3 separate regions of the Mus musculus genome follow, and all the other regions are linked to region 2. A link is a contact called in ENCODE Hi-C or POLR2A ChIA-PET data. All regions are on one chromosome and are shown on one strand. Each heading gives the region's core, a stretch centred on a gene start or an enhancer-like site at or near the end of the contact. The rest is flanking DNA. Distances are from core to core; before and after follow the strand shown. Region 1 holds the start of Agpat2 (1-acylglycerol-3-phosphate O-acyltransferase 2 (lysophosphatidic acid acyltransferase, beta)). Region 2 holds the start of 0610009E02Rik (RIKEN cDNA 0610009E02 gene). Region 3 holds the start of Dipk1b (divergent protein kinase domain 1B).

Region 1 (2,706 bases), core at 72-2,571, 160 kb after region 2:
CTTGTCTTCTGTGCAAGGGTCTCCTCTGCATGTCTGCTCCCTGGGACACTGGATAGTCACTATAAGCACCTGAGAAATGAGGGCTGGGACCCACAAAATATGGCTGGTCAGGACAGCATCCTAACCCCAAAGACGACCAGATACAGCCGAGAGTCAGGAAACCATCATTCACAGTCCTTGTAACTACCGCGGGGGAGGAGGGGCTTCAGGGGCACAAGGTCCGAAACACCCAGGCAAGGCCAAGGCCAGGACATTGCAAAACCCACCCTCTCAGCAGTCCAAATGGGGCAGAAAGAAATGTAGCAACAGTCTCCTGGGAGTGTGGACAGGGAGAAAGGACTAGAGGCTTTTTCTCTCGGGCAGCCCCCATTGCAGGACAACCTAGCCTGATCTCCATACCTGTACCTTTTGCTTGTCCACTAAGCTTCCCTGCTCTGGGAGATGGGCAGAGGAGGATTCTGGCCACAGCCTCCTTCCTTTATTGCTAGCAAGCCAGGTCCAAAGACAGTTCGGCCCCCACCCCCCAGAAGAGGAAGTTAATGACAAGGAGAACCTGTGGCTACAACCTGGGCACAGGTGTCTTCTAACCGGCAGAGAGGTGGAAGCACGGACCGGAAGCCTGGCTAGGCTTCGGTTTCCCTGCTGGTGAAAGTGGGATTGGGCCTGTCCCACCTTCGCTCGGCCCCCTCCCTCTCCCAAAGCTAGCGGCGCGCGCAAACCCGACACTCCACGCTGCGCGCAGGGGGCGCCGCAGGGCCGAGCCCTACAAGCGGCGCACATCGTGACACGCGCCCCTGGGACGGGAAGCCGCGTCGTCGGAGGCTCCGGACCGTGGGGACGGCGGGGCGGGCGGGGCAGGAAGGAAAGAACGCGAGGAGCTCAGAAGTTAGGAAAGCGGAAGCGCGCGCCCATCCCGGCGTCCGGCCCCCTTGCCTCATGTTATCCACGGTGCGGCCGCCGTGGCGCAGCAGGCAGACGATCGAGGCCGCGGCGGAGAAGGACAGGCAGAGCACGCAGTAGAGACCGACCTTGGCGTAGAACCTGGCTGTGCGGCTCAGCTGCACAAGCAGCAACAGCAGCAGCAGCGCCGCCGTCAGCCATGGCCACGGGTCCATGGCGGCCGCACCCCAGCCCCGACGGCGCCGCCGCCCTCCACCCGCCGCCCGCGCCCCTTTTGAGGAGCGCCGAGGGTAGAGGGCGGGCCAGGCTGGAAGCCCAGAGCTAGGTGCGGCCGTCCCGCCCTGTTCCCGCCCCTCCGGGCCTGGCCCTGCCGGGGGGCATCGCGCCCCGCTCCGCCCCGCCGCGTCCTGGACGCGGACCCCGCCTCCCTCGGCCCTTCGGGTGTCACCCTCTCCGCCCCGCCCCTCCCTGCCACCCTGCCCCTTGCGGCAGGACATTGAGGTTCCCTCACTCGTCCCGCGGCTCCCATCTCTGAGCTGCCGGGTGGCCTGGGCTCTGGCGTTGCCTCCCACGCCCCTGCACCGGGGCTTGCGGCCACAAGTCCCCAGCCTGGCACCGCAGCTCCCTAAGGGTGTGCAACCGACCTAAGACGTGCCCATTATGCCAGTCTTGTCACCACACAAAGGACCATTGACCGGCTACTGAGTGACCAATGGTTACCTGACTAGGCCACCTGGCTGGTGGCCTGGGCCCTTTAGGTTCCCTTGAGCAGGGAGACTGAAGCCCTATTCCCATGATGCAACGAGCTGGGGGAGGCAGAAGGAGTAGTGAGAGTTTTGGAGTGGGGGTGTCTCTGGGGTAATGTGGCACCGGGGACCTTCTGATGCCCGGCCAGCAGTGTGGATCAGGCGATTGTGTTCCCATGCGCACTGTGTTCTAACCGCCAGCCTGTAGTTGGTGCTCACTGGGACACTTGTAGTAAGAAGCCTTGGGCTTGCAGGCCAGCCATATACATCCTTCCTGATCATGTTCTCAGAGCAGATGTCAGTGACAAAATGCATCTAGCTTCTTTTTTGGTGAGGTTGGTCTGCACCTAGGTGTGGAACTCAGCGATGGCTGTAGATATTAATGTGCCCACAGGCTCCCCTATATCCAGGCATTCTGAGAGAATCTCTGGTTTTCTCAGATCCGGAGAGATGATAATTTTAATATCTACCTATATAACTGTGCTTAGCTTTTTTTTTTTTTTTTAGACTTATTTTATGTATGCGAGTACACTGTAGCTATAGGTTGTGAGCCTTCATGTGGTTGTTGGGAATTGAATTTTTAGGACCCCTGCTCGCTCCGGTTAGCCCACTCAACTCTGGTCAACTCTGCTCCCTCAATCCCTGCTTGTACACCAGAAGACGGTGTCAGATCTCATTACCGGTGGTTGTGAGCCACCATGTGGTTATTGGGGCTTGAACTCAGGACCTTCGGAAAAGCAGTCAATGCTCTTACCGGCTGAGCCATTTCGCCAGCCCTGTGCTTAGCTTTTAAAGCAGGGCCAAAGCTGTGCCAGGGTGGGTAAGGAACCACCAGGAGTCACTCCAGCTTCAGGCTTCTGTGCTCATGAGGTTGCAGGCAGGGTGAGCTGCAGGGTTTCAGCTTCTCTGGTAGAAGACCCAGATATGCTTGGAGAGAAGGGGGGGGGGGAGAGGGGTGCTACGGGGCTGCTAGGATCCCAGCTGAGATCTCCAAGGCATCAGGTCCTCACAGCTCTGCAGCCCCCTCAGGAATGTATGCTGAGTCCTTCCTGCCTTTTAA
Region 2 (2,700 bases), core at 104-2,603:
GCCGGCCAAGAGATTACAAATAAACGCTGCTACTCCCTGTTTCAAATGAAAATGTGTCCCATGATCATCAACTTCTGAGGAAGTCTTCGAGCCAACGAGAATCAAATATCTTCAGAACCCAGCAAAAGTCAAGCTTGGCAATTTCCTGCACTTTCTTCGTTTTAAATGAGTTGCGGGCTTCCTCGGAGGTGTCACAGTCTGGCCATGTTAACACACCTTCCCCAGCGGCCAACCAGTTCCCGAAGCCCTGACCAGGTATCTGTCTCCCGTCAGGTCTGGGAAACCACGAGCCCCTTAGACAACCCACCAAGGCGACACGGCCCGTAACCTGTCCGGTGTCTCAGCACCAGGCGGCCCGGTACTGTCGTTCTCCCCAGGCCTGACTGTGTCTCTTTAAATGCGCTCGCCACTCCGGGCTAGGCCCGATGCTCACTGAGCCTGCTTGGCCTCCGCAGCCTCGCCCACCCTCGGGCCTCCACCGTGCTCCATACACTCAGCCCTCACCCTGTGAGCTGTGGTTGGCTTCTCAGGCGCCGCGAACTGAAACCCAGCCGGCGACGGCGGCGGCAGTAGGGGGAACTAGCGCGTTCCCAGCAGCAGCCGCAGCCATCTTGGCACATCCGGCTCCAGGTGCCGCCGCCGACGTGTCCGAAGGAGACGTCAGCGCGCCCCGCCCCTTAATTGCCCCTCCTCTTGCTTCTTCCAGTCTTTCGCTGCTTCACCCATTGCCCCGCCCCCCCTGCCCGGCCCTCTTGGCCGCGCTCCGTACACGTCTTCGGCGCGTCAATCATACCACGCCCCCTTGGGCTCCGCCCCCTCTCCCGTCCAGTTTTGCACTGCTTCATCCTTTTGTTCCGCCCCCCAGGAGCTGCCCCGCCCATTCCCCTTAAGAGCCTTTCGTAGTGTCCCTTTTGACTCCGCCTTTCGTTCGTCTCCAGTCTTTTGCCGCCTCATCTCTTCGTCCCACCCATAGGCCCGCCCCTCTTGCGTCAGTCACTTACAGCTCCACCCCCGTGGCCCCGCCCTCACCCACTTGCGGAGCCAGGAGCGCGGGCCCCGCCTCTTCACGTCGCCCTGGTTACGCTGGTTCTGTCCTACAGTCTTCCTGTTCTAGGATTTGACTGGACAGGATTCTTCAATCCAGATCCCCGGGGAGAATCAGTCTTGAAAAACCAAAGCCAGAAGTTCCGCTGAGTCCAGAGCCCCAGCGGGCCCTCTCGCTTGCCCCCTCCCCATTTTTCCGTTGGGTTCTCTTGGTTGCCGGCGGGGGCGACTACGCGTGCGCCACCCTGCTCGAGTAGCTAGGCGGTCGACTTCTGCGGGCTGGACAGGCGCGTGCGCGGAGCTGTACCCGTTGCTTGGCTACGGCTCTTTGCTGGAGCCTGCCCGGCGCAGTTCGCGTGATTAAGCAAATGCCTTTCCTGGTGCTAGTAGGAACTCTCACCACCACCACCCCCATTCCCCTCCAACCTTTGCTAGAGGAGAGAAGCCAGAGCCTGGAGGCCAAGTCCTTCAAACTCCATTGCGACTCCTCCCGGCAGGGCGCGGCCTAAAGCCCACGGCGGAACGCTGGACTTAGACCAGGGATGTCAGCAGGTCTGTCTGTCGGAGCAGAGGCTCTCCGGAAAAGGTGGGTGCTGTCATCGGGGAAGTGACCAGGCCTGGCTCCCTCACCTGTACTCCAGAGAGCGTGAGAAGGCGGTGCCCCTGCGAAGCCGCCTGGTCAGTGGCGAACCCAGAGGCAGGGAAGGAGGGAGTGTGGTGGAGCTGGCCAGCGCTCAGACACGCAAGCATAGCCGGGAGAACTGAGGGCCAGCTTCATGTCCTCTGACGTGGCACTGTGGGTCACTCTGTAAAGCTAACATTTATCTTTAGAGAGCCAGGTTTCCAAACTCTTTCTGAACACATGGTAGACTCAACTTTAAGTCCCTAAAAAGAAGCAGCAACCCCAACCCTAGGATGGCTAGAGCTAAATAATAGCAAGGCCTCGTCTAAATAAATAAACAAACAAATAAATAAATAATAAAATGCAAGGTCTCCACTCTCAGGCCCCCAAGGGTAGAGATGTTAAAGGGACAGCTGTGCTGGCTCCCATCTCTGACTCCATCCTAAGGTAGGGACAGGACTCGATGCCTGCTATAGACTGGCTGGCATCATGCAGCCAAGCTAACCTGGCCTCTGAGTGACAGACTCCGGTTTTAGGCCCAGTCTGTGCCCATATGCCCTGCTCTGTTGACTGAAACCTCTCTGGGCATCAGGAGAGCCACTGGGTAGTTTGAGGACTTGAATGGCGTACTTTAATGCATATGCAAAGGCAATGGGCACAAACTGGGACTGCCTGAGGCAGGCAGGGCAAATGGTGACTCCTGAGTTTATGGGTGCCCCCACCATTACATGGGTACCTCCACTTTGCCTGGGGACTCTTCGTTTATTTGGAAGTTGGGCACATCATCCCCAGTTCCCTGGAGTCCTATGTAGTCAGCATCTGGTACAAAGCTGTTATAGCCTAGGCTGCACTACAGAGCACACAGGACTCCCATGCATGAAGGCTGTGTCAGAACTCCCTGTGGCTTCTGACACTGTGACCAGCACTTGGTAACCATGTATTCTTTGTAGTGCTACCCAGTCAGCCTCTCCCAGGCTGCACTGTCTGGTGTGGTGGCCCCTGGGCAGTTACATAGAGCTGTGAACTGTGAACAT
Region 3 (2,736 bases), core at 112-2,611, 180 kb after region 2:
TGGATGCTGAAATTTGAATTTCAATCTTTATGTTTTCACAATAAGTGCTTTCAGCTGCTGAGTCATTTTTTTCAGCCTTCCCGTCACCACACTTAAACTACATTGTTTATCTGACCTGCAAAATCAAGATTGAAGACATAATAAAATAGTCAAACTGCTTAAGCAGCTCGTTTATAATTGGTGCGATAATGAAACAATCCCATGTTTCCCTTCTTTTTTCTCCTTCCTTCTTTTCTCCCTCCCTCCTTCCCTCCCTCTCTCCTTTCTTTCCTTTCTTCTTTCCTCTCTTCCTCCCTCCTTCCATCCCTTTCTTCCAGCCTCTCTCCCTTCCTTCCTTCTTTCCTTCCTTGAGGCAGGGTCTCCCTTTGGGCTTCTGGCTAGTCTGGAATTTGAAACATAGGCCAGGCTGGTCTTTCTGCTTCTGCTTCTTGGTTTCTGGGACACAGACTTGATGCTATTTTCCATTTGTTTTGTGACCTGCTCCTGGCTCTAGTTCTCTTCAGCCTTTCTAGCTTATAAATCCAAACCCTTCAGCTGGGCTCATGGGACTCTCGCTCCACTTTTATGAAGAGAAGGTTGGCCTGGTTCACTAATTGCGAAGCAATTAACATCCTTAAACTAAAGCTGTCTTTTATCATTTTGCAAGGCATATATATATGGACAGCACTGGGGCACAGGGGAAGGCGTATTCCCTGGGAATGCATATGACATCGCTATAGAACCCCTAAGAAAGGTGTGGGTGAGGATTGAGGGCAGCTGATGCGCATGGTGGACGGTGCATTCTGGCCATTGTCTGCTAAGTTCAATAAGCCTCTAACTAAGGTCAGCTGCTGCTTTCCTAATCACCCTAAATGGGAGTCACAGGAGAGGGGCGTGTCTGTCCATGGGCAGAAATCAGAAGAAACTGGTTCTCAGGAGTAGTTGCTGACCGCGTGGGCTGTGGGTCCTTCCCTATGCCCCGGTGCAACAAGGGCTGAAGACTCTCGGTGCCAGAGGTGGTGGCCTCAGGACTGACTAGCCTCACCTGCATACTGGGGAGGGATGGGGGCAGATCCATCAACGTCTTTTACCCTTGAAAAGGTGGAAGAAATGCGCAAGCGCAGGCGGGGACCTTACAGGTCCTCAGCGCCAGCCTGCCCCGGTGTTTCATGCTCACACAGGGTTGCCGTAGCGGGTCCCGGAGCTCTCGGGAGGTTGGGGGTGGGGGGGTGGGGGGTGGCGTAGGTCCCCAGCGGGAGAGCTAGACTAGCCGCGGGGCCGCGCGCCAGTCCTCCCACGCGCGTGCACGCCCCTTCCGTTTGTCTCCACACGCGCGCGCACGCCCCTCTGTCCATCTTCCCGCGCGTGCACGCCCCTCCTCCAGGCCGTCTCCCCGCGCGTGCGTCGCGGTCCTTGCTCAGAAAGGCACGCGCCTTGCCTTTAACGCGAGCCGAGGACGAGCGGCCCGCATGGAGAGCGAGCGGCGGCCGCTGCGGGCCTGGCCGGGCTGGGGCTGAGGCCGAGCCAGCCGCGGGGTTCCGCAGCCGGGGCCGGAGCCCATCATGCGGCGGCTGCGGCGCTTGGTGCACCTAGTGCTCCTCTGCCCCTTCTCCAAGGGCCTGCAGGTAAGCCGCAGCCGGCCAGGTGCTACCACACGGGGAGGGGCAGGGCGTGGGATGGCGAGGGTCGATGGGTGCACGCGGGTGCACCGGAGTCCTTTCTAACCTTCGCAACTTAAAAAAAAAATTCTGGAATAGCAAACTTGGCCAGCCCCTGGCCAGTTCTTGAGACAGCTGGAAACAGGGGCTGTGGTGACCTTGGGCCAGTGGAGGGCCAGCTCCTGTCTGCAGAAGAGGCCCCTCCCCTCATGCTTTGAGGTGATGGAGTCAGGCCTCTGGGCTCCAGCCGCTGGTTGCCACGGTCCTTAGAGCCTACAGGAAGGAGCCAGCCCTCACCAGTCTAGCCAAGGTCTCTCTGAAGGGCCGTCCTGAGGATGCTGGAGGATGCCTTTGTCCTGGGGCCTGGCCTCCCTTAGACTGTTTTACATAAAGGATGAGGACTGAAGCCTGTTGGATGCAGAGCTCTTCCAGGCCCAGATGCCCTTGTCTGCCCTCTTCCAGAGGCAGTAGCTTGTGCTGTGATCCATGCTCAGGCCTAGGTTGGGTTCGTGACCTGAGGTGTATGGGGGACCCTTCTTGTGCCAGGAGATGGGGTGTACCCATACCCCTAGCCCTGAAGCTAGGCCCTGACTCAGCAATGTGTGGACCCAGGAGTGGCAGGAGAGGGGTTTGGGCCAGTTCCCAGTGGGGCTGGTTCAGAGAGAGCCACTGGCTGAGCCCTTCCTGCCCCAAGCCTCAGTTTCCTGCGTGGGAAACACTAGGGCACCTGCCACCTGGCCCGGGTTTCCTGGGCAGGGAGTTTGCTGTGCAGTTACTATCCCTGTAATGACCTTCCCACCTTCCATGTGACTTTTCTGGAGCTGGACTGTTCAGCCTCGAAAATTATGGGCCCAGGGCTTGCCAACTTGTTCCCCACTGAGTGGCAGAAATCTGTGCGAGCTTTTGAGTACCACTGTGGTGAGTCCCGCCCCGGGGTGAGCAAAGACTCAGGGATCCTGGAGAAGAGCTGCGTCAGACAGAGGCCAGGTAAACCATCAAAGCTTAGCCAAGGTAGTCTAGGGGAGCCACCTGTGCCAAGGTGGCTTGGGAGGGCCTGCCTGGAGTGGTCTCTGACCTGCAGGTTTCTAGCGGCTTCTAG

What was found. A loop is a pair of places that touch in the nucleus more often than their neighbours do. ChIA-PET counts read pairs that join two places held with the same protein, here RNA polymerase II (POLR2A).
Region 1: POLR2A ChIA-PET joins it to region 2 with 53 read pairs in embryonic stem cell. The contact joins the promoter of Agpat2 here to the promoter of 0610009E02Rik in region 2. POLR2A ChIA-PET finds 5 or more read pairs at or near these places in 5 of 5 experiments (Patski and embryonic stem cell).
Region 3: a loop to region 2 is called in a map of left cerebral cortex, with 4 times the contacts of the local background. The contact joins the promoter of Dipk1b here to the promoter of 0610009E02Rik in region 2. A Hi-C loop is called at or near these places in 7 of 37 maps with a recorded cell type or tissue (heart and left cerebral cortex). POLR2A ChIA-PET finds 5 or more read pairs at or near these places in 3 of 5 experiments (Patski and embryonic stem cell).

What each region holds. Positions count from the first base shown.
Region 1 is chr2:26,603,096-26,605,801 of GRCm38, forward strand. Agpat2 (1-acylglycerol-3-phosphate O-acyltransferase 2 (lysophosphatidic acid acyltransferase, beta)) reads right to left here and starts at 1,322. Exons shown (of 6, transcript NM_026212.2): 1 at 934-1,322. The coding sequence starts at 1,115.
Region 2 is chr2:26,444,571-26,447,270 of GRCm38, forward strand. It overlaps 0610009E02Rik (RIKEN cDNA 0610009E02 gene), which reads left to right and starts at 1,354. Exons shown (of 3, transcript NR_152209.1): 1 at 1,354-1,630. It overlaps Sec16a (SEC16 homolog A, endoplasmic reticulum export factor), which reads right to left and starts at 646. Exons shown (of 30, transcript NM_153125.2): 1 at 505-646.
Region 3 is chr2:26,627,096-26,629,831 of GRCm38, forward strand. It overlaps Dipk1b (divergent protein kinase domain 1B), which reads left to right and starts at 1,362. Exons shown (of 5, transcript NM_019833.3): 1 at 1,362-1,604. The coding sequence starts at 1,542.